Regions from separate parts of the Mus musculus genome. Here regions 2 and 3 are each linked to region 1. Evidence: chromatin loops called from intact Hi-C (ENCODE). Cell type or tissue: heart. All regions are shown on one strand.

Region 1 (8,000 bases):
GGCTTCGGATACCCTGGGCAGGGCAGCCTGTCGGGCACAGACCCCCGACCTCTGACCTCCGCGCCTCGGTCCACCCCGGAGCCCCGCGGAGACGCTCGGCACGGCCGTCAGGGCCCGCTGCGGCCATCTTACCGTGCGGATCCCGCCTCCCGTGCGACAGTGTCTGGGTGGCGGCTCCGCGGCCGCTCCCGGGGCCGGGGAGGGGCGGCAGAGACTGCGGAGATAGAGGAGGCGGAGGCGGCGGCGGCGGCGGGGGCGGGGGCGGGGCGCGGAGCGGAGGTAGCTACACCGGCGTCGGCCCCTCAGACACCTCTCGCGAGATCGTAAGATTTCGAGATGCGAACTGGCAACCAATGGAATCCTCTCGCGAATCGACCGCCCGGGCGGTCGCCGGAAACCAGGGTCTCAACTTCCGTTTTTGCGCAGAACTCTTCGGCAGGGCTCTGGCTCTACGGGTTGGCGCGAGAGTCAAAAGGCTCGCATCGCTTTTGCGCAAGATGGCTGCTGCGGGGGCATTCGCGTACTGAGTGCTAGCGCGGGGATGGAGACGTGTAGACTGAGTTCGAAACGAAGGTCCCAGCTCTTTTCTTGTTTTTGTGTGTGTGAAGTGGGGGTGGGGCGAGTAATAGGTGTGTGTGAACACCGGAGTGCGCGAGATGAGGAGGGCATTCCCCGGCTTGTAGTCCGCCAGGCTCTAGTCCCAAAGACAAGGCCTCCGGATGTGAGCGAGCTCCTAGGATTTATTCCGGGAACGTTGTAATCGAGGCCTGATCAGCGTCAGAACGGCCCTGCCTAGAGCGATCTTTGTGGCCACGCTGGAGAGCGGACTGCGGAGACTGTTGTTCCCTCGTTTCTGGGCACTAATAAAGGTGACTCCCTAGTGCTGGGGTTCTCAGGGACATGCACGAAGTTAATCCCTACTTCTAAGGCAATCATCGAAGCAGAGCGGATCCATGCTTCAGAAGTGCTCACAGTGGGGACCCCTCCGCCGAGGGTACTCCCTACTTCTGGGCGCTCACAGTGAGTGTCTTTTTTCTTAGCGGCGTATGGTGTGGACCCAGCTCTGAACTTCGGCGGAGGGGATTTCTGCCGCCGGAGAAGGGACCCCTATTCCTCCCAACCCCGAATCCTGTTTACCCAATGCCTTGTTATGGGTTAGATATTCCGGTAAGGGATGGGGGAAGTTGGAGGCTCTTTAACACTGCCGGATAGGAACGGTTAAATGGGTATTTGCATATTTATGTGTCCATTGTCTACCGGAGGTGAATGCAAATTCAGTCATTGTAATGTAAAGAAATTCTGGAATGCTTCTGGAAGGAATGTTGGTCCGTCCGCCCTGAGATGTTTGGGTGTGCTTGTTTAAAGATGAACTGTCCAGGGAAAGCAACTTCTCATTGAGTCACTGAAAATAAGACCAGTTTAGCAGATCTGTCAGACACAATGACCACAGTGGCAGTCTCTTAACTCCATAGCTCTACCCGAAGCTATCCAGGTTGGTATCGACAAACTTTGTAGCACTTACTTTAACTCTGGGTAAAGTTGGATTATCAACTCAAACTTGTGCAAGGGAAGAGGCTGGTATCATGAGGAGAGAAGAGGGTTAACTCAGAATGTTAATGCCTCTGTGGATGGTGGATGAGCAATCTGCTAGTCCCCTAGTCTTTTCTACAAACTAGCTCCTGTTGAGGGTTCTTCAGCTGCTTGACTTTGAGCTCATCTTTGCTGCTTGCATGACATTGTCACATATGTCCTCCCAGTACTATTTCTCCTACACCCTGACCTTCATTTCATGTAAGGCATTTTTTTGCCAGTTGATTGCACCCGGACTCCTGTTGTTCTCTTTGGGCTGTGAAATGCTCCCCTCCACTGCTTGGGCTTCCCTGGGAAGTTCCACTAAATACCAGCAAGTTTTGTCTTTTCCTTTTGCTCAGGTGATAATTTTTATTTTTTGAATTTTCCAGATAATGTTTCTCTGTGTAGGTAGCTTGGATGTTAGTAGTGTGCCTCATAGGCTGCTCATGGTGGCATACCTAGAGGCAAGTGGATCTCTGTGCGTTCCAGGTCAGACAGGGCTGTGTGCCCTACCATGCCCAGTTCAAGTGATCTTGTAAACTAGGGATTCTTAAACTTTCCACCTACAACCACTTTATGCATAAGGATTTTTTTTTTAAGTTTTATTTTATGTTTGTGAGTACACTGTAGCTGTCTTTAGACACACCAGAAGAGGACATCAGATCTCATTACAGATGGTTGTGAGCCACCATGTGGTTGCTGGGAATTGAACTTGGGACCTCTGGAAGAGCAGTCAGTGCTCTTAACCCCTGAGCCATCTCTCCAGCCCCAGCATAAGGATTTTTTTCGTGCTATTCTGGTTATATGGATGTATAAAATACAAATCAAATATTAACTGATAATTTCATAACAGCCTTCTCCTATAAATACAATTTTACCTTTAAGGACAAAAGCAAATTTTCATTCTAATAGGATGCATATGCTTGCTTATTTTTACATTACATTAAGTGTTAGCCTTGGGGCTGGAGAAAAGATGGCTCAGAGCTTTAAGTTTCCAGCACTGAAGTCAGGCAGCTCACAGCCACCTGTAACTCCAGTTTCTGGAGATCTGATATCTCTGGCCTTTGGGCACTTATGTACACATGAATAAAAATAAATCTTTGGGGTTTTTTTGTTGTTGTTTTGTTTTGTGACAGGGTCTCACTATGTAGCTCTGGCTGTCCTGGAACTTGCTATGTAGACCAGGCTAGCCTTTAAGTCACAGAGATCCTTCTGCCTCTGCCTGGATTAAAGGTGTGTGCCACCATGCCTGACAAATCTTTTTTAAAAAGAATTTTTTTTGGCTGGATGAGGTGGCACAGGACTTTAGTCTAAGTATTTGAGTTCAAGGATAACCTGATCTATATAGTTCCAGGTCTGCTAAGCCTACAAAGAGATACCCTCTGTCAAAAAAAAAAATTCTGAATTCTTTTCTAAGATTTATTTTTTGTGTATTTGAATGTGGGTCTGGGGACCAGAAGAGGATGTCAGAACCCCAGAACAGAGTTTGTAAGTGGCTTGGAGCCCTCTCACTTCTGTATTAATGCTGAAAACTAAACTCCAACATTTCTCAAAGGAGAGTAAATGGTATGAGCCAGTCCAGCCTGGAATATTTATTTTTTGAAAGACAAGGTCTCCCTTGTGTATGCTGGCTGCACCTTTATGTGTAGGCAGGAGTGACAGTGAGTTTAGGGTCTCCTGCTCTACTTTGTGGTGTGATTCCAGGCTTATTATGCACAGTGAATGCCAAGTGCTTGTGGTGCTGGGGACTGAACTCAGAGCGTGGCGCATACTAGACAAGAGCCCACCAGGTAACTGACTACATCCTAGCCCTGATCTTATCTTTATTAGTCTCACTTGTTTAGACCAGGCTAGCCTTGAACTCAAAAATCTACCTTTCTCTGCCTCCCAAGTGCTGGAATTAAAGGTGCACACCACTGCGCCTGGCTTCTGTTATATTTCTTGAAGTTCATAAACTTTGTACAATAAAAATACTTGAGTTTATAACAAACAGGAGTTTTAAATATAGTTGAGGTGCATTTGTTAGTGTTTCTGGCATGTAAAATGGGCTTGTTTTATTTTCAAAACCAAGACTGCAGGGCCCAGAGAAATTGCTTCACTTGCAGCTCTTGTTAAAGAGTTTGATCTCGAGCTGGGTATGGTGGTGCACTTCTTTAATCCCAATACTTGGGAGGCAGAGGCAGGCGGATTTCTGAGTTCAAGGCCAGCCTGGTCTACAAAGTGAGTTCCAGGACAGCCAGGGCTATACAGAGAAACTCTGTCTCAAAAAAACAAAAGAAAACAAAAAAGAGTTTGATCTCCAATCCCAACACATGGTGGCATAATTACTTGTAACTCCAGCTTCAAGGGATCTGATGCGCTCTTCTGAACTCTACAGGCATCTGAACACATGTGCACAAACACCTACACATAATTTAAAAATAATAAAAAAAAATATTTAAAAAGAACCAGGACAGCAGTTGATCTACCATGGGTGTGCCCTGCTAGAAACACCTCAGATTCATTATGTGTTTAATTTTGATTTGTTACATGCTTAGAAACTATAGCTGTTGCCAAATTTTTCATGACCTTCCCCCGTTTCAGTTCTAGAATCCCATACAGGATTGCAGCTCACAGTTAGAAAAATAGTTTCGGAACTGGAGAGGTGGCTCAGTAGTTAAGGGCACTCCTGTTCTTAAGGAGAACCCAGGCTCAGCTCACTTGGAGTTACTGCCTGTAACTCCAGTTTTGGGGGATTGGGCTCCCTCTTCTGGCCTTCATGAGCACCTTGCCCGTGCATATGGTACACATACATACAGATCCAGGCAAAATACCCTTACACATAAGCATGGTAATGCATATCTTTTTTTGTTGTTGTTGTTTTTCGAGGCAGGGTTTCTCTGTAGCCCTAGCTGTTCTGAACTCACTCTGTAGACCACGCTAGTCTGGAGCTCAGAGATCCGTCTGCCTCTGCCTCCCAAGTGCTGGGATTAAAGACGTGCACCACCCCTGCCTGGTGGTAATCCCAGCACTCGGGGCAGAGGCGATGGGGTCAGCCTGGTCTGTACAGTGAGTTCCAGGACAGCCAGGTTATGTAGAGAGAACGGTTTCTTGGTGTCTCAAAGAAAGAAAGTTCTAAAGTGCTATTTTGCTTGACTTTCAACACCCTACCCCATATTGCCATTGCCTTATATCATGGATCCCCTAAAACCAAGGTTTACTGTGCTGTGGAGATGGCTTAGTAAAATGCTCAAGCAAAGGGACCTGAGCTTGATCTGTGTACAGAAGACTGGTACTGTGGCTTCTGTCATCCCAGAGCTGGCAGGCAGACACGAGACCCCTGGGACTTCCTGGCAAGCCCATGTCTCTGAACTGGTGAGCTCCAGATTCAGTGAGGGGTCATTCTCAAAAACAAGAGATTGAGGAGGAGGACACCTGCCTGAGTACACATGTGCAGCTTCACATACACACGTGAATGAATGAACACACACACAGAGAATAGTCACATTCTCTGTACTGGGCATCTCAGTAAAGTGTCCAGTGCATGTTAGGTTCTTTATATGACTGCTGATTAGGGAATGAATGAGTGTACTATGTCAAGGCTCTTCCTCTCCCCGTGTGAACACTAGCAAAGGGGGAAGTCAGCTCATTTGTGGTTTGTCTTTGTGTGGGTGAGTACACACGCAGGAGTGCATAAAGGCCAGAGGAGATGGCCTGTGTTCTCTTGCTCTGCCTTATTTCTTTAGGACAAGTTCTCACTAAACTGTAAATTAAGCCAGTAGCCAGCATACTCCAGCAGTCCTGTCTGGCTGTCACTACCATCCACAGCACTGAGGTTACAGGCCCATGCTTGTGCCTGCCCCTGCTTGAATGTCAAATGCTCTTACCCACTGAGCTGTCTTCCCATCCCTGTGAGCCAATTTTTGTGTTAGGCTTTGAACCGATTTGAGTTTGGGGTACACACGGGAAGGTTCCTGGGACAAGTGAAGGGGTAGATCCAGACTGATTAGATGAGGGCTTCCACAGTGTGTATGGAACAGACAGGATAGTGGGGCCGGACATGTACATGACCTGTACAATGGCATCAAGGACGGAAGAGAGTAGAAAATAGGTGGGGCGTGTCCTGGGACAGCCACACTGGCTGTAACCCGGGACAGTTGCCAAGTTGACAGAAATGTCAGCCTGGTGGATTCATTAACTAGCTAAACTTCCTGTGTGTAACAGGTAGACCTGGGGGAGAGAAGTCATAAAAGTTGTCGGAGAGGCTACCGTATGATCAGAGGTACCACTATTCTGCAAGCCAAGGCAGGAATTGGAAGTTGTGTCATTGTGAAAAAGGGTAGCAGTTTATCACCGAGTTTTATAAAAGGGAAAAGCATTCTGAGGATAAAATACAAAATGCTTCCTTTAGGTAAATAATCAGTTACCAGGATGCCTGCTGTGTTTCGCAGAATAACTTTTGCCCCCTTGAGGTTGGGTCTCATTCAGCTGACAGACCAAGCTGTCCTTGAACCACAGAGACCAGCCTGCTGCTTTCCTAGTTCTGGGATTAAAGGCTTGGCCAGAACTACATTGTTTCCATGGATGCTTTCTTTTACTCTTAAAAGGAAAAAAAAATGTAAACCCTTGAATTCTGGAGTCCTTGGCTTCTGTTGAAGAGAGCTGCAAAACAGCTACACATTTACTCAAATAGTTTTCTCTGTTGGAAGGAGGTAATTTTTGTATCACTTCCCCTTTTCCTATAAATCACCATATCTTGGTTGTAGGGGTATCACACTGGTAAGAGCCCTTGTTGTAGAAGACTCAAGTTCAATTATCAGCTTCCACAAGGTGGCTCACAATCTCACAACTCCGATTCCAGGGGATCTGACACTCTTCTGACTTAAGTGGGGTCCTAGGCATAACACATGGTGCACATTCATACATGCAGGCAGAAATAAACTGGGAAAAAAAGAAAGGTCATTGACTTTTTTCTAAATCTCCGTGAACACCAGAAGAAGTCATCAGATCCCATTACAGATTGTTGTGGTTGCTGGGAATTGAACTCAGGACCTCTGGAAGAGCAGCCAATTCTCTTAACTGCTGAGCCATCTCTCTAGCCCCAACCTCTCTCTTTCTATAGGCAGGTTGGCACAGATTCTGTTCTTCTGTCGACTCATCAGTTTGTGACACATGTGCACTCTTTATTTTTTATTTTTCCTTTGAGACTTCTCACAGTGTTTCCCTGGCTGTCTTGATTGGTTTTTATTTGTTTTTGTTTTGTTTTGTTTTGTTCTAAGTATTTCACTCTGTAGCCAAAGCTGTCCTGGAACTCAAAATCTTCCTGCCTCAGCATCCTCAGTGCTTGTAATACAGAGGTCACTACACCTGGTTACAAAGTCTGTAAATTGCTGGGGGTTTTTTGGGCTTTTTTCTGTGCTGCCAGTACCTTGTGCTCTCGGTATTGTGATGGTTGGTGTTGGGTCTCAGCTGTGTATGGATGTAGCACTGCCAGATAAAGATCTGCTGCAAATTGGACCCTGCTGTTTTTAAAGTGAAATCGAAGACTGGTGCTTTACTCTATTGCCCTCCGTGCAAAGCAGCTGGTGATTTGTTATCGGATTCTTCAGTGCTGTGCAAGTAAACGCATTTTATCTAAAGTTAGCTGTTACAGATTACTCCATGCCTAGCATGGCCCTAGGGTGGCTCTGGGTTCCATCTCCAGCACTGCACATAATAAAATGAACTGTAAGTTAAATGTTGGGTTTTAGTTTTTTATATTTAAAAATGTTTATTTAATGTGTATGAATGGTCTGCTTTTATGTATGTGTACATGCAGTGGGTGCCTGATGCCTGAGGAGGGCACTGGATCCCCAGAACTGGAGTTGTTTGGCCGCTTGTGGATGCTGGGAACTTATTTCAAGGGCAGAGTTGAGTAATCAGGGTAGGCTCCTCCTTGACTAGAATCTGAAAGGTGGTATTGAAGGATCTCACCAAGGGAAGCAGAAGCAGCCTTCTACTGTACTGAAGGAAGCCCCATGAGCTGTCATGTAATCTTGGGAAATGTTAGAAAGAAAACTACTCAAGACCTGGGCTTCTGAATGGAGCATTGGAGGCCTCTACAATGTGAGAGAGGCCTTACTAGACCGGAGCACATGTTTGTTACAGGAAGCCGAAGTTAGAGTCCAGAAGAATGGCTTCCTAGCGTTGTGTCTGTGTGCTTACATAAATAAGAAGCTGGTTGTATGGGGCAAAGCTGAGCGTCTATCCCGGCATTAACTGCCCTCAGAGCAATGTGGCTAGTGTTCACGTTGCGACCTCTTTCTGGTTTCCTTAAGTAATATGGGGGACAGTGAAGGAATATCACTGTAGTTAGCGCTAGGGGGGGAAATTCTTAAATGCCTTCGTGAGGGGACTGGGGGTGGGGCCCTTGTAGGCACGAATGCCTGGACTTTGGCTCCTGGTCCATT
Region 2 (8,000 bases), 430 kb after region 1:
GCTCTGGGGTATGTGTTCCTTCAGTGTCAGGGCTGCTCACATGTTTGCCCAGGGCGGTACCTTTGAGTTCAACTCTGTCTGATAAGATAGCAGACTCCCAGCCTGGTCCTGGGTAAGAGTGTCAGGACACTTCCTCCTCCGGTGCACAATGGTGAGTCTTTGAACACCTAAGCTAATATGCATGTACCCTATGTTTGCCCAGGCTACAGCTCAGCAGGCTGGGCTGGGGCCACCACAATAAGCCATTGTTGCCGGAAAGGGACTGACCGCAGCCTGTGTTTGCTCCGAGTGGAGGCCAGGGTTTCTGTGTCATTTCCAAGCACTTCCTGCTATGTACGCACGGGCTGGGGTGTGGTCCACTGAGTTACCAGAGTCTCACCTTCTGCCTTTCACGTTGAGTAAGACAGCCAGTGAGAACAGGCTCATGTCCCGTGAGGGTCATGCTCCCACTTTGCCTAGCAGGATGTCACACATCCTAGGATTAACTCAAGCCATGCAGAATGGGAGGGGTTTGTAGCTGTCTCTGTCTGTGCTCTGACCAGCACATAGACTCAACACCACTTGACACACATGAGGGAAACTGAGGTTCTGCTCCATAGACCCAGCATCTCAGAAGGTCCTGGGTGTTACTTGCCCAGACCAGATGCCCACCCCTTGTGGTCATAGTCCCAGCCACGCTGGCAGTGAGAGAGACTCTGGGGTTAGGCTCTGTGAGAGTCAGCCCTTTGGTCATACTTGTGGGTCTCCTCCCGTGCTCCAGCCAGTCACTACCTTGTCAGGAGCAAGAGTGGCCAACAGACTTCACCAAGTTGCGTTTTCCTGAGCCTAGAAGTAGAAAGCCAGAAAAACCGGCTGCTGCCATCTCTATTCTAACTTCATCTTTCCCACAGCCCCCAAGAAGCCATCCCAAGGGAAGAGGAAACCGAAGGAACCCCTGACACCGGCGGAAGGTCCCAGGAGCCCAAAGGAGGACTTCAGCCTCTCCCCCATTAACAGCTGTCGGGAGACCTAACTCTCCAGACTGAGGGACACTGCATTTGCCCAGAGGTAGCTGTCACAGACTGTTGCCTGCACAAGTCAAGCCACACGACCTGAAGATAGCTCGGAATAGTCAATGCCCATAAGCTCCGCCTACATCCAGAGGGGCTGGCCAGCCAAGTCTCTTCTCAGGTTTCTGGGAAGCTCCTCCCATCTGAAGGCAGGGCGGGGAATAGGGGAGCCTCAGCCTAGCCCTGCTTCTTTTTCTGGGCAAGGTCCCCACCTCCAGAGGAGATGGAGGTCCCAGACTTTTCCAGGCTAGGAAGGACGCTTCAGTCAGCGCGGTCTCAGGCGCCCCCTTGTGGAGTCTTGGCAGATGCAACCAAGACTAAGAATTAAGAATCAGCCCTGAACCACTAGATCCTGATGGTATTGAAGAAACTTAGGGAAATACCTGTGTATGAAGTTTAAGAGCTGCCATTTCCAGGGCAAAAACAGGCACTGTTGGCAAAGCACCAGTCAGGGTCCAGTGTGGGGAAATAAGGGAGAAAGAAGCTGCCTTGGGGAGGTCAAGGAAGGTGGCACCTGAAGCTTAGATTTGGGTTTTGAGGGTTGAATAGAAGTGTGCCAAGCAGGCAAAGTTCCTAGCATGCTCTTATAAGCATCTAAATATGTGCCAAAAGGTCAGGGTGAAAGCCAAGGAGAACTCACTTGACCATAACTGAGTGAGGAAGGCTGGAGCTGGCCAAACCAGGTAGAAGGACTACAGCATAAAAGGGAACTGTGGGTATAATTGTAAGAGCCTGAAACTTCCAGAACTGGAGAAACTGTCACTGGGACTGGGTGAGGCCTGGGCTTAACAGAGTACCATTCTCTACTGAGCACACCTGAGAGGCCCGAAGGACAAAATTCCAAGGGACAGCCAGGTGTGTGTGTGTGTGTGTGTGTGTGTGTGTGTGTGTGTGTGTGTGTTCAATCAGTTACAAGATTCTTCAGCTTTTTCAAATTTGAATAAAACACAAGCTGTATGTTTTATCCACTTTGACCTCCTGGTCAGGTTTGGTCTGTGAGGGAAAAAAACCCACAGTACCACACCCAGGAAGAGGCCAAGTTCCTGTTTAAATGTCCCTCAATCACCTCACAGGTTTGTCTGCCAATATTGGGGTCTAGCTCTAGGGCTATGTCCACACTCATGGTACCCTGCCAGGAGCACACCTCCTTGTCATCCCTGTCAGACAGTGGCTTCTGTTAGCCACGATCAATTACCCATCCCAAAGCAGCTTAGTCATACAGCTAGCACCTCATACTACCAGAGACCAAAACTCAGAAAGGTAAGCAGCCTGAGTGTGAAGGACACCACCCCAGGTCAGCAGACACCATGACCCCCTGACAGAAATTACTCTCTCTGGGAGTGCCCACCACTCAATGGACCAAGCCCTGCGTTCTACTAGACAGGAAAACTGTCCACCTTGTCACTGGTTCCTGGCAGGGTAGCTAGGAAAAGGCAGTGGAGAAGAGGGGGGTCAGAACAGAGTAAGGGTAAGCCTACTTGTTCAGGGATGACAGGGAGATGCCATGGATAGAGGGGGGTGTCTGACAGAATCAGCCTGCCTGAGCCTTAAAAGCAGGGAAGGAACTGGCAGTATGAACTCCTATAGGTAACACTACCGATGGCTTCTCCCAAGGAAAGAAGCCACTTCCCAGGGATCTCTCTCCCTCAACCAACTCCACTCCAGCACCCATTTTAAGCAGCCACAGGACCAGAGCAGGCAGTGACCATAGACCAAAAAGAACATTGGGGAGATTTTCCTTTGTGTTTCTTCAATGATCCATCAAACACTTTAAAGACAAGAAGTCGCCGGGCAGTGGTGACGCATGCCTTTAATCCCAGCACTTGGGAGGTAGAGGCAGGCAGATTTCTGAGTTCGAGGCCAGGCTGGTCTACACTATACAGAGAAACCCTGACTTGAAAAACAAAACAAAAGAAAGATAAGAAGTCCACATAGGTTGGGAGCTGGAAAGAGCAGGTGATGGTAGGGTGAAGACTCTGTACAGGGAAGGGCCGACATACACACACGGTACTGAGCCAGAAGGGTTTGTATACTCGAGTCCTGGACATCCTCCACGAAGGAAACTGAAACTCCAGTATCATGCAGACTCAAGACCACGTCCATGAGGCAACTGAGATGTCAGCTGCCCTCAGACCATAGACGGGTGTCTTCAGCAGTCAGTGAGGAGGCCAGGCGGCACAGCCCGGAAGTTACAGGCTCTGGTGGAACATGGATGGATACCTGCCCAGAAGAACCCCAGGGCTGAGGGAACACCCCGGAGCAAGTGACCACAACAGGCCCGCACCCTGAGTCTGCAGCCCATAATGAACATTCGCTGAAGGGTGCCCTGTACACCGAGTCCTGGACGGGAGAACAGGACACAGGTTCCGTGCACCTACCGACCTTGCCGTGTTTAGCCACGCCAAACCTACAACAGACAGAAGACTCTAGGACTCAGGGGAGCGCCGGGGCAAGCCACATATCGCTAGCCGATCGAAGGGCTCAGAGGAGCCTCATTTGCATGCAGGCGCGCCGCAACCAATGGACAGGGACCGCGGAACTATATTTGCATATGGGCGCGCCGCGGCCAATGGGCGGGAGCGACGGGGTGGTATTTGCATACAGGCGCGCCGCAACCAATAGACAGGAACCGCGGAACTATATTTACATATGGGCGCGCCGCGGCCAATGGGCGGGAGTGACGGGGTGGTATTTGCATGCAAGCGCGCCGCGGCCAATGGGCAGCTGCGCGGCGGCGCGGCGCGGCGGCGCACTCGAGCATGGCCGCGGCTGCGGCGGGAGGAGCCCCGGGTCCGGCCCCCGGCCCCTCCAGGCCCGCGCCGGCCGCCCGGAACCCGCCGGCCGTGCCGCGGAGGCGCGGGGACTCCCGGCGCCGTCAGGCCGCCCTCTTCTTTCTCAACAACATCTCCCTGGACGGACGGCCCCCGAGCCTGGGTCCCGGAGGCGAGAAGCCAGCGCCGCCGCCGCCACCGCCCACCGAGGCCCGCGAGGCGCCCGCGCCGCCGCCCGCTCCACCTGGAGGCCTCCCGGGGCTGCCAGCCAGGCCCGCGCCCCAGGGCCTGCTCAGCCCCACGACGGCGCCCGCCGGCCTTGGCCTGGACGGGCAGCGCCAAAGGTGAGTGGGCTGGACGGGGGCGGCTGCACGCTGGGGTCAGGGTGGTGGCCTAGAGGCCTAACCAGCACTCCGGCTGTGTGACCTATGGCCTTGGCAGCCCGGGGCACCGGTGGTGGTGAGCCAGGTCCCTCCTCCCAGGTTGTGGGGTAGTTGACCTATGGGTTCGGGTAAGCCACAAGCTCGGCAGACCTGGACATGGTTGGGATGAGGTGGGTCCATTCACCCCGCACACAGGTATGGTCACCTGGTACCCATCAACTTAACACTCAGAGGTCTGGGTGAACCGGAATGGTCAGCCCAGGACACAGGGTCAAGATGACCAGCCCAAGATCAAGGTGTCGGGTAATTAGGGAAGAGGGTTCTTCAGCCCATAATGCAGGAGCCAGGGTGGTCCAGGGATCCTTCATTCTGGTACTTGAGGGCCCATCACCGCAGCGTGCAAGAGTCAGAGAGGCTCGCAGTCCCGTCTGTCCTTGACTGGGACTGAGGTGATGTGGCAGCATCAGTCCAGAATACAGGAGATGAGTTTGGGATTAACTGAAGCTGGTCAGCCTCCAGAGGGAAGGGATAGTCCCACTAAAACTGTCAACTTCTGGATATGGGGTCAGCTCTTTACCTTGAAAGTCCCACTAAAGCTGTCAGCTCCTGGATATGGGGTCAGCTCTTTACCTTGAAAGTCCCCTGAATATGGATTTCGGAGTTCCCTTGGTCTAATTGACTCTAGACACATCCCTCCCCTGGCTACCCTACACAGAGACTCACAAACACTTTTTACAGGCTGTGTGCCCAACTCAGCTTGTGGGCCAGGGTCTTACCTACCTGGTCTCATCTCTACTCGGCCTTATACACCTGACCACCTCCCTGCCCTCTGTCCCACACCTGCTGGACTCAGGGTCTGCAACATGTAACTGTTCTGCCTCCCCTGCCTGGATCCTAGGATCCTTCATCCTAGCCCAGGACAGCTCTTATTCCTCACTACTCCCCCATTCCCTGGCTATGCTTACTTCCCAGATGGCCGTAGCTACCAGCACCATGTGGGTCTCAGCCTGCTCAGCTCCCTCTTGCATTCTCAGCCTTCACCTAACGAGTGACAGCGGGAGCTAAGTCTGGACACTGAGGTCCCTTCTGGGCAGGCCCCACTGCTATATATCCGAGCTCCTGCCAGGTGGCTGGCTCCCAGGTGTGGGAAGCCCTAGGCAGGTCTGTGATGGGAAAAGCTGTCTGACTTCTGACCCTGCATCACATATCTGTGGCCAAAGGACCTCAACTTTCTGTGGCTACCACCTCAGCCTACAGGTAGGGCCAGGTCATGCTTCTCCACAGGACATAGAGGGATACAGTGGGGACAAGGGGTCAGTTTGTCCCAGAGTGTTAGTTAGCTGGACCCCCTTGAAGAGCAAGCTGAAACATTTGTGGTTGAGGCTCCCTTTGGTACCCACGCCGTCCTAGCTCTTCCAGCCATCCGTCTTCCTAGTTCTGCCCCACTTCATCCTGAGAGTTGTTATCCTTGTGTGGTCACAGGCCTTCAACAGGAGGACGGTCTACCCCAGCTCCCAGTCTGTGGGTAGGAGAGACAACAGTGGCTGGCCTCCTGAAGGCTGTCACAGTGAGTGCAGACCAGCCATCCTCCATCCGGTAGCTCTGTGACCTTGAACAGCTAATGGATCTCTTACAGCCTCAGTCTCCTGCTCTGTGGAATAGGCTGACAAGAAGCTTTTTGTCCTTGATCCTACTTTGGGCTCTCAGGAGTATTTTCTAGCAATAGACAGAGTCACTGCTGGTTGTCTGCACAGGGCTTTTGAGCTGTTTATTGTCTCTTTTACTGCATGCCTGGAAGGAGGCTCACCTCTAGGCTCTATGGTCCCGTTCAAAGTGTGTATTCCAGCTACTTGCCCACTGCTGCCTTCTGGTTAGAGAGCCTGTGTGTGCACCTCTAAGGCCATGGAGAAAAAGGAAGCTCCCAGCAGCAGCAGCACTTTTCCCCCCAGCCCTGGATGCCAATCACTGAAGGTCAGGCTGTAACCTGGAGGTGCTCCTGACCCTGTACAGCTTCCACAGGCCTTGGGTGCCGGTGGCTTACGCTGTGTTGATCCCTCTCCTTGTCTCCACGTGGGGCTCCTCCCTGCATGTCCTCACGGGTTTATCTTGTCCTCCTTTCACCTTGATCCCTTCCTAGAGTGTCTGTAGCTTAGGCCCCTAAGGAGGCTTTTGAAGGATCTTTTTGGGGAACTACTTCAACTTACAACAGCCCTGCTTAGTACCTGCTGGAGAAATGAAGAGGAAGGGAAAGTCCCCATAGGCAAATGACTTTGCAAATTGCAACCTAATTGCACCCACCATTAGAGAACTGGGCCTAGAGGCAGGAGACTGTGTTCTGCTTTGATCTCAAAGAGGGGCCTAGGCCAGCCCTGAGTAGCACCTGAGCCACTTAGAGGAGCCATTGAGCAACTTGGCACCTGGGTATTAGTCTCTGCCCAGAATCTGCTCACTCGGGGCTGAAACCCACTGGAGTAGTCAGTCGCCAGGACAACCCAGCTGCTGACCCTGCCTCTGAGGCCCCACTCTTTCTCTGTGAAGCTGCTGGACCACAGGCCTCTCTACATGGAGTGCTGGGACGGAGACTCACCAGGAGACCATGGGGTATTTTGCTTATTTGTTTGGGTTTTTAGCAGATACAGGTCTGTGAGGAGCTAAATGGTGTGCTCGGGCAGGGGAACAGAGCCCCGGGCTCTGACTGAATGCTGTTGTGCTTGCTTAGTGGAGGAGGGTCCCAGACTCCTGAGCATGCTGGCCAGGATGGGCTCCTCACTAGGGACTTCTCTGCAACCTGTCATGTGACGGGTGGTTCCTGAGTCTGTCCCGAGCCTGCACAGCCCATCCACTCTTCCTGGATTCCTAAAGGGCACAGAATCAAAGCCACGGGCACGTGATCCTGCCTAGACCTCTCCCCATCTCCCAAGTTCCAAGCAAGGAAGCCTGTCACATACCAGTTGTTGTTTAAGGTCTGTAGTTAGGTTTCAGGTACCAACTGAAGAACAGAGGAGGGTGGACTTCAGAGGCAGCAGCAACGTTGCTAAGGGGCAGCTCTGAGCTGTTAGGACAGCTGAACTGCTCAGCGGGTAAGCCCTCTTAGCTAGCACCTTCCCTCTCACTCCTGACCCCTGGCCTCTTCATCCCACGTCACATGTAGAGGGCTCCAGTCATTGCCATGCAACCATGCCATGGAGCTGGAGCAGACACTGTCCTGTACGTCTGCAGCTTGAGGTACTGAGCTTGGGACTTTTTAGTTGTCTGGAGAGTGTCAGCTGAGGCGACAGAAAGTCCAGATTGCTCCTCAGTGTTTATCTGCTTTTAGCTATTCTCAAATTGAGGTGCCAGGCACATGTGAACAGTACAGGAGTCCCCGTGTATTTGTGGACATACAGTACATGCCACCGTACGCTCCATGAGCAGCCCCTGCGTTTCCACATACCCTCCTCAGCTGTCTCCTCACCAAGACCCCCACCGCTACATAGAGTGTCATATTATGCATCATATACACAGACATCCCACATGTCAACCCTTACTCTGGCTCCCGGTGGGGGCAGGGCAGGGCACACCATGGGGTCTGATTCTTACGGTGTCTGCACCACAAGAACCTGGCCCTTCTTCAGAGTAGCCGAGCTATGCACATGGCCCTTCCTCACCCTTCCTCAGAGTAGCCGAGCTATACACATGGGCCTTCCTCAGAGTAGCCGACCTATACACATGGCCCTTCCTCAGAGTAGCTGACCTATATACATGTCCCTTCCTCAGAGTAGCTGACCTATACACATGGCCCTTCCTCAGAGTAGCCG
Region 3 (8,000 bases), 440 kb after region 1:
TTGTGACCTTTTTTTTTGGTTTTTCGAGACAGGGTTTCTCTGTGTAGTCCTGGCTGTCCTGGAACTCACTCTGTAGACCAGGCTGGCCTCGAACTCAGAAATCTGCCTGCCTCTGCCTCTTGAGTACTGGGATTAAAGGCGTGCCGCCATGCCCAGCTCAGGAGTTGCTTTTCTATGTAATCCCAACAGGCAGCAGTGGAGGTTGGAGGATTAGGAGTTCAAAGCTATTTGCAGCTACCTATTGAGTCTGTGTCCAGTCTGGAGCACATGAGACCCTGTTTTTAAAATTAAATAATAACAAAACAAAAAGAGATGAGGTCTCATATATATAGCCTTGGCTAGCCTCAAACTCACCATTGTCCATACTACCATGCCTAGCTGTTCCTTATTTTTTCTTTAATAACATACCACATGGCTGATAATAGGAGAATAAAGATGGGAAACTATAGCCCACTCAAGTCTAGTCACAGGCCCTCATTTTTAAGGAGGGAGTCACAGTGTTTGGCATACCTCAGCCTCAGCTTGAGGCTCCTGGTGACTCTGTGCTTTCAGGGAGCCCTGGCACAAACTTGTCAGTGGCGAGGTCTTGGGCAAGCTTCAAGCTCAGAACACAGACCACCCCTTCCGTTCCCACACTGTAAGCTTGTAGCTTGGCTGTTGCTCTCACTAACTGTGTCCTGGAAGAACCAGACGATCTGTAACTGACTAGTCATTTGCCCATTGGGACTAAAGACTTGAATTTGTTGTCCTGGTCTCATTCGTCGGCCTGAAGAAGCCTCTCCTGGCACACAGTGCTGGGAGTCTGCCTCCCTCGTCCTGGCCTCCTGAGTAAAGGCACAGGGGACCCAGGAGCCAACATGACCCACAGGGATCAGTGCTCCCAAAGCAGAGCTGCCATCTTTCTTTAGTGACAGTCACCAACAGGTCTTCCTGAGGGACAACATGGAACTAGAACCCCAAGTCCACAAGGAAATCTTAGTTGTACATTTGGAAAAGAATGTTCTAGACCCAGAAACAGCTCCTGGGAGGGGTGTTTGTGCATATTTGTGTATGTGTGTACATGTGTGTGTGTGTTTGTGTCTGTGTGCATGCATATGTGTGTACATGTGTGTGTGTTGCAACTGCCATGCACCAGTTGCTCTCCCTTAGGACAAGGACTTCCCCAGACTGCAGTCTTGGTTCACCGGGTCTTGAAGCCTCTTGGTTTCATGCCCGCACTCCCTGCATATTCCCACATGACTTCAGTTCTGCTCAGGGACCTGCCGCAAAGGCTTCCTGGAGTCTGTGTACTGTCTCTTCTGAGGCCATGATGTCTTCCTACAGGAGACGAGTCACATCTCAGCGCTGTTCCCTTGAGTTTCTGGAAGACACAGTGGGATGTGCCTCGGTGCAGAGGTATATACCCTACCTGCCCCTGCTCCAAGGCCTCTGACCCCAGGAGCCACAAGAAAGTCCAAGGAGGGCAAGAACGACCTGCTTTTTACCTTACAGAACCAAGCATGCATCTGGATCACCAAGACACAAAGGCCTGAAGAAAACCCACTTCATCAAGAACATGAGGCAGTATGACACAAAGAACAGCAGGTGAGTGAGTGTAGGGCCAGGCCCGGGAAGGCCACTGTGCTCCCTGTACTGTAGGATCAGGCCGTGTCTCTGGGGGCCAAAAATATGAGACCCAGGCCCTGCCCCTGTTGGCAGCAGCCCCTTCTCCATCACCCGTTGTCCCCTGACCCTCTATATTGTTGAACACTGGCTAGCATAGCCAGGCCAGCAAGCCACCACTGTATAATCCCAGGGAAGAGCCACCAGCTGGACACAAATCTTAAGAAAAAGAGACTAGGCACCACTGTATAATCCCAGGGAAGGGCCAGCAGCTGGACACAGATCTTAAGAAAAAGAGACTAGGGAAAGCAAAAATGCCTCCCCCCTCCCCAAATGTGCCCAGGATAGAAGGTGCGACCATATTTGGGGCACATATACAGGATAAGGCATGGCTATACTTGTCAGCACTAAGAGTTCCATTGGGGACACACAGATGGAGATGAGGTATATTGGGGGACATATGGGAGGCTTAACTCAAACTAGTATTTGGGTCCCCAGAACAGTGCTAGGCTAGAATCTGGGCAGCTGCATATGCCTGCACTGGTGCAAACACACTACCTGTCACTCTGATCTCAGTCCCTTCCCTGCTGTAGGTCACCGTGATAAGTATCCCCAGGAACTGTTGCTGCAGGACCTGCAAATCCTAAGTCCTGAGACCACAGGGTGGCCTATGGTTATAGCTTTGAGCATTCAGGGGCCCCAGTCCTAAGCCCCCCTAGATAGCTTAGTTCTGTATTATATCTAGGTGTTCTCTATTAGCAGTAAACCTTGTGTTTGCCTGTACTCTGTAGCCTGTTGCCAATGAACTTGGCAGCTTCCTGTGCCCTCTCTTTGTGCGAATGAAGCTGCCCTTTCCTGGGTAACCTGTGCTCCTGGGAGCAGGGAGCTTCCTAAGCAGATCTAGGGAATCTGGCCCAAGTGCTAAGATGCCAGACCTGGCTTCCGGAATCCAAGTCCCCTTGGTGGCTCTGGCAGTTTCCCATCACCCAAATGTAGACAGGACAGAGTTCCTGCCCTGCTCTGACCTCGGCCTCCCACAGGATTGTACTCATCTGTGCCAAGCGGTCCCTGTGTGCGGCCTTCTCAGTCCTGCCCTATGGAGAAGGCCTACGGATCAGGTAAGAAACTGCCCATGCTGCGAACACGGGTAAGCCCTGGTCCTGCTGAGCACAATCAGTGTGGCCTGCTCTTGAGTGTAGGCTGGGGCCTTAGACTCATGGGGCCAGCATATCGTCTCCCTCCACAGCCCAGGAGTTTGCATTCCAGGTTCTTATCCCCGGAGCCACGGGTTCTGTCCAGACTATCTATATGTGTGTGGGATGTGTGTGTAGATGGATGGATAGATAGATAGGCAGGCTACATATAGGTTGGCTATATATAGGTTAGCTATATACAGGTATGTATCAGTAGGCTATATATAGGTTGACTGAGATATTCCTGAACCTCTCTCAAATAAGCTCCTAAAACCTTGTGACCAGCCCAGGCAATTGTGTCCTGAGTATAATTCAGGGAAGAAGGAAACAGCTGTTGGGGCGGGGCAGTGTTGTGTGTGACCCCACAGAACAATAGTCGGCACAGAAAAACCTCCTGTCCAGAGTGGGAGATAGCCAGTTCTCAGGATCCCAGGCCAGCTGCTGAACTGTGTGACTACAGGTGAAGGGACTGAGGCACCTGGGAAGCGAATTTAAGCCAAAGTCTGGTAAGTTTTCAGGGATGTTCCAGAGTGGTGGCTCCCAGGTGCTATGACAGATGACATCTATCCTGTCATCCACAAGGCAGGAGTTAAGATACAGGCTGCCCTCAGGCTAAACCTTCTGTCATGTACCTCCAAGGTCATGCCCGCCCCCTTCTCCTGTTTTGAGGACTTTGTGGCAGGAGCACTCTGTGTGGGTGGATTCCCGGTGGGCCGAGCACCCACCCACTGACCACAGACAGAGGGACTACAGCCCTCCCTCTCATATACATTGCAGTGACCTGAGGGTGGACAGCCAGAAGCAGAGGCACCCATCCGGCGGCGTTTCTGTTTCTTCTGAGATGGTCTTTGAATTGGAAGGCGTTGAGCTGGGAGCAGATGGAAAGGCAAGAGCCCTGTGGCCAGCCATTGGCCAGCAGAGTTAGGCAGACAGGTGCTGCACATTAAGGCACAGTATTGGGAGCAAGCCACACCCCGTTACACCTGTCACTAGCTGGCTCATGCCACCCAGAGAAAGTGCCTAAGAGTACACCATACACAGCCACTGCTAGCTGTGGGTAACCCAACTGCTCCCCTGGGTTCTCCACATAGAGCCTTGCTTCTGGACCAGTAAGTAGGCCAAGGGTCTTCCAAGACAGAGACTAGCCTGGCCACAGACCACAGATTAGGCATGGAAGCTAGTGCTCTGACCTTGAAAGTACCCACTCCGACTGGGTAGCAGCATGGCTTCAGGCTCCTCACTGGAGGGCAGAGGGAAGCAGAACTTGGTTGTACTTTCTGGCCTGGGGAGCAGAACTGAGCTAATGTGATTGCTTTTCCAGGTCGTGTCTTATGCAAAGTTCCTGTACCCTACTAATGCTCTGGTTATACACAAGAATGACAGCCATGGCTTGCTGCCCCAGCCTCGGCCCAGCATCCCCAGGGCTCCACCAGGTTCAAGACACAAACCTGTGCCTACCAAGTCAACACCAGCTGGCACAGAACTAGGTAGCCAAGGTCTGGGCTAGGCACAGCCATGGGCCAGACAGCAGTATAAGCCACACTCATGCCTCTGCACCAAGGCTTCTCAGAGGAAAGGATTCCAGATAATGTGGCCCTAGGCTCTGCCTGAGTCAGGCAGAAGAGAGGGTCAGTGTGGGACGGGAAGGGGGCAGGCTTTGTCCAGGCATCACTTCTTGGACCTAAGCCCTAGCTGGCCTGTGACCTGGAGCACCTCTCAGACCTGAGCCTTGCCCTCATGCCTCTTCATTGGCTGCAATGGGAGAGGGGAGGTGTGGGTTCTGATCAGGATCTAGGCTGTCATTGGCTGCCTCTGCCTACAGGAAGCGACGGGGGAGATGCAGTGGAATACAATCCCAACCTCCTGGACGACCCACAGTGGCCGTGTGGAAAACATAAGCGTGTACTCATCTTTGCTTCATACATGGTGAGTTCAAGGTTCAGGTAATACACTGAATGAGCACCCTCCACACCAGAGACTCAGCCATCTCAGGGTGCCTTGTCCCCACCCAGCACCAACAGGTAGTGGGAAGGGTTGTAGCCAAGGGCAGTGTGCCCAAGCAGGACAGCCAGTCATGCTGGACATCTCCTGCAGCCAGCTCTGAACGCCTGGCAGGCTGGGCTTATCCAGAGGATGGACAGACTGAGCCATGTTAATCCTCTTTGAAGTCCCACATGCTCATGTGTGTACCTGCAGGCTGCAGGGCATCCATTCCCAAGCATCTTGGCCCACTCACCTCTGCTCTGTTACAGACCACCGTTATAGAGTATGTGAAACCTGCAGACCTCAAGAAGGATATGAATGAGACCTTCAGGGAAAAGTTCCCTCATATCAAACTGACATTGAGCAAAATTAGGAGGTAAGGGAGGGCTAGGCAGATACCCCTTCCCAGCCACCTAACCTGGCTCTGGGCTTTCTCCATGTGTGCTGACAGCCCACAGAACATGGCATAGCCATGGAAGGGTGACTGCTGTCTCATGACATGGATTTGCCCCAGCGTCATGGCTCCCATCCCACCCACAGTTTAAAACGGGAGATGCGGAACCTTTCTGAAGAGTGCAGCTTGGAGCCTGTGACCGTGTCCATGGCATATGTGTACTTTGAGAAGCTCGTACTGCAGGGCAAGCTCAACAAACAGAACCGCAAACTGTGTGCTGGAGCCTGTGTTCTGTTGGCTGCCAAGATCAGCAGTGACCTCCGCAAGAGTGAAGTGAAGCAGCTTATTGACGTGAGTGTGAGGTGTGCACCAGCAGGCACTGGGCCTTAGACGGGGACACAGATGGAGCTAACCCATTCACCCTTTGTTTCCCTCACTGCAGAAGCTGGAGGAAAGGTTCCGGTTCAACAGGAAAGACCTCATTGGCTTTGAGTTCACGGTGCTCGTGGCTTTGGAACTGGCCCTGTACCTCCCAGAGAACCAAGTGTTACCTCACTACAGACGCCTCACCCAGCAGTTCTAGCCCAAACAGTGCACCCCAGAGGGAGGCTGCTTTGGCAGGAAGGCTGAGTAGCTTGGCTAGAGGACTAGTGTTCCTGTCCCTCCTCCAGTAACTGCACTTGCCCCTCACAACCCACGGCAGCTTGGCTTCCTTGGAAAGTTTTTAATTTTGGGGCAGAGCACGCCTTGACCTCGAGACGCTCCCTGTTGAGGGTTTTCCTGAAGCAAGTGAACAGTGTGGGGCTTGGTTTGTTCTTCGTGTGGCGAGACCAGCCTGGCTTATGTTGTGAATCCTGAGGGCCAGCCTTCCTTCTGCCTACCCATGAAACCATTCCTGTAGAGACCTAGGTGTCCAGACCTTCTGAACTTGCTACAATTGTCAGGCTTCTGTCTTCTGGTGCCTCCACCCAGGCAGTTCCCCATCAGCACTATTTTATCTTTGGTCAAGATACAGGATAGGGCAGACACCTTGATTCTGAGTCTGCTCTCACTGCACCTTGTTAAAGCATCTGCCACTGTGAAACCCGTGTCACATGCACAGCAGTGCTTTGGCCAACCCCTGCTGCCTCCTGCCAGCACAGCTTTTCCCTGTCACTGGACAACCACTGACTGTGGGCTCTTGACTTTCCTAAGCAATATCGTGATGGAGAAAAGTCATTATAACTTGAGATTTGGTCTCTATGGGAACAGACAATGGCCCATTCAGGCCTGCTGCTGACTTTGAACCACACTTGATCCTCAAGCAGGAAGGCACCGATCCTGCTACCTACTGTCAATGACTACATGTCATCAGGCCAAGTTGCCCTGTGCCACTGTCATCACTCAAGAGCTATCCTCCACCTCCCCAGGCCTGTTATCCTTCCCTAGAAACTGGTCACCAGCCTGGCAGACGCCAGCCACCGCTTGGTTCCAGTCTCATGTCCCAGAGATGCTCGTCCTCAAGCCTGACACCGACCACCTAGGTCTATCGGATCAGTAACAGCTCAGACAGGAGCTCAAAGGATAGTAAATACGTTTTAGCCTGTCCATGCTTATGCTGGTGTAAGCATGCCACGTTCTCAGAGCATCTTTAGGTGCAATAAGTCGTTCCTGCAAACAGGTTATCTTCAGGGCAGCCCCATCATTTTTTTTTTAAATGAACTTAGATATATATGGCTGACTGATGGGATAAATGTTATTTAAGCTTCTAGATGTAGTAAGGTGTATTCATTTTACCAAGCTGGTCTGCTGTTAGTCCTTCCTAAGCTTCGCTAAGAGCTGCTGGTTTGTGGTATTGAGCACTGTTAAAGCCAACCCTTAAACCAAACACGGGCTAAACAGAGTCCTATAGACTGAGTCCAGAAATCTGAGGTATATCCATGGTGTCCAGCTGGACTGTGACCCAATGCCACAGACCTGGTGCTGCACCCGCAGCGCTCAACAGGACACAGCTGTGTCAGACCTCAGAATGTGGTGTATGTCCAGTAGGTTATGAATGGAAGGTGTTAAAATGTTTTTGTTAAAGTAAAACTGGTTTTTGCAACATACTTCCTTGCTTGTCTCCTTTCAGGTAAGTGTGCGGCCCTTTTCTGGTCACAATAAAAACACCAGCCCTACATAGTAAAAACAGCAAAAGCAGACTTAACTGTCACAGGTACTTAAAACTTTTATTTGTAACAAATTCCCGATTTCTTCTGCTCAAAAGTTCCTAACAAAGGGGAAAAAGTAGTATTAAAAGCTGTATCTCTTGGGAAGTCCCAAGCCACTCAACCCCAATGTGAGATTGTCCCCCACACTTACTTTGAGACAATTCCATCAGCCTTAGCCAATCGGAGAATAGAATCATCTGACTCGCCCTTTAAAATTAAAAATAAATACCTGAGTATCCACACAGAGCTGGCTCCCTGCTTAGCAGGCAGAGCATGCACTATTAAGCCCAAAACCATTCCCACAGGAAGAAAAGGACACCACCATCAGAGCTCAGATGTCACATGAACAGTACAAGGCAGACCAGGTGGTAGAACTCACCATCCTGCGAATGGCCCCGCAGATGCCATAGGTTTTAAACTGGCCATTAAACCGGCCTGTGGTCCTATCAACCTGGGTTAAAAAAAAAAAAAAAGAGGTTGGAAGATTCGACCTCACCCCGATGTTAGTAAACACACCAAGAGCCAGGCTGAGGCCTGAGGGCCTCGTAATTCCTTCCCTCAGGAACCGTCAGGTTCCCAGCTCACCTCGGCCACGTTCATCTGGATGGACGCGTGGTCCTTGGCAGCAATGATGCGGTT

Evidence for each region. Hi-C counts contacts between places; a loop is a spot of excess contacts. Peaks named below come from ENCODE experiments on the same cell type or tissue, not always from the same donor. Only the 100,000 strongest peaks of a DNase experiment are listed, where the experiment ranks them.
Region 2: it touches region 1 in a loop (2.3-fold over the local background); 2 of 42 quality-filtered maps call a loop at or near these places.
Region 3: it touches region 1 in a loop (2.8-fold over the local background); 2 of 42 quality-filtered maps call a loop at or near these places.

The regions. Positions count from the first base shown.
Region 1 is chr2:180,702,483-180,710,482 of GRCm38, reverse strand. It overlaps Gid8 (GID complex subunit 8), which reads right to left and starts at 257. Exons shown (of 5, transcript NM_001289652.1): 1 at 133-257. It also overlaps a transcript of Dido1 not described here. In heart, a CTCF peak has its summit at 4,312 (motif pointing left); DNase peaks (open chromatin) are centred at 372 and 5,672; H3K4me3 peaks cover 3,156 bases; H3K27ac peaks cover 2,855 bases.
Region 2 is chr2:180,269,264-180,277,263 of GRCm38, reverse strand. Cables2 (CDK5 and Abl enzyme substrate 2) reads left to right here and starts at 3,799. Exons shown (of 10, transcript NM_145851.2): 1 at 3,799-4,164. The coding sequence starts at 3,809. It also overlaps a transcript of Rbbp8nl not described here. In heart, no CTCF peak of the experiment used is centred here; DNase peaks (open chromatin) are centred at 213, 1,203, 3,653, 4,113 and 4 weaker places; H3K4me3 peaks cover 4,131 bases; H3K27ac peaks cover 5,563 bases.
Region 3 is chr2:180,257,798-180,265,797 of GRCm38, reverse strand. It overlaps Rps21 (ribosomal protein S21), which reads right to left. Exons shown (of 6, transcript NM_025587.2): 3 at 7,947-8,000; 4 at 7,741-7,812; 5 at 7,513-7,568; 6 at 7,354-7,420. The coding sequence ends at 7,411. Cables2 (CDK5 and Abl enzyme substrate 2) reads left to right here. Exons shown (of 10, transcript NM_145851.2): 2 at 1,324-1,395; 3 at 1,492-1,584; 4 at 2,643-2,720; 5 at 3,573-3,681; 6 at 4,117-4,282; 7 at 4,618-4,721; 8 at 5,048-5,154; 9 at 5,319-5,523; 10 at 5,615-7,259. The coding sequence ends at 5,755. Among named protein-coding and RNA genes, the nearest start is that of Mir3091, 4.3 kb to the right of the region's middle. In heart, no CTCF peak of the experiment used is centred here; DNase peaks (open chromatin) are centred at 2,707, 3,147 and 4,537; H3K4me3 peaks cover 867 bases; H3K27ac peaks cover 820 bases.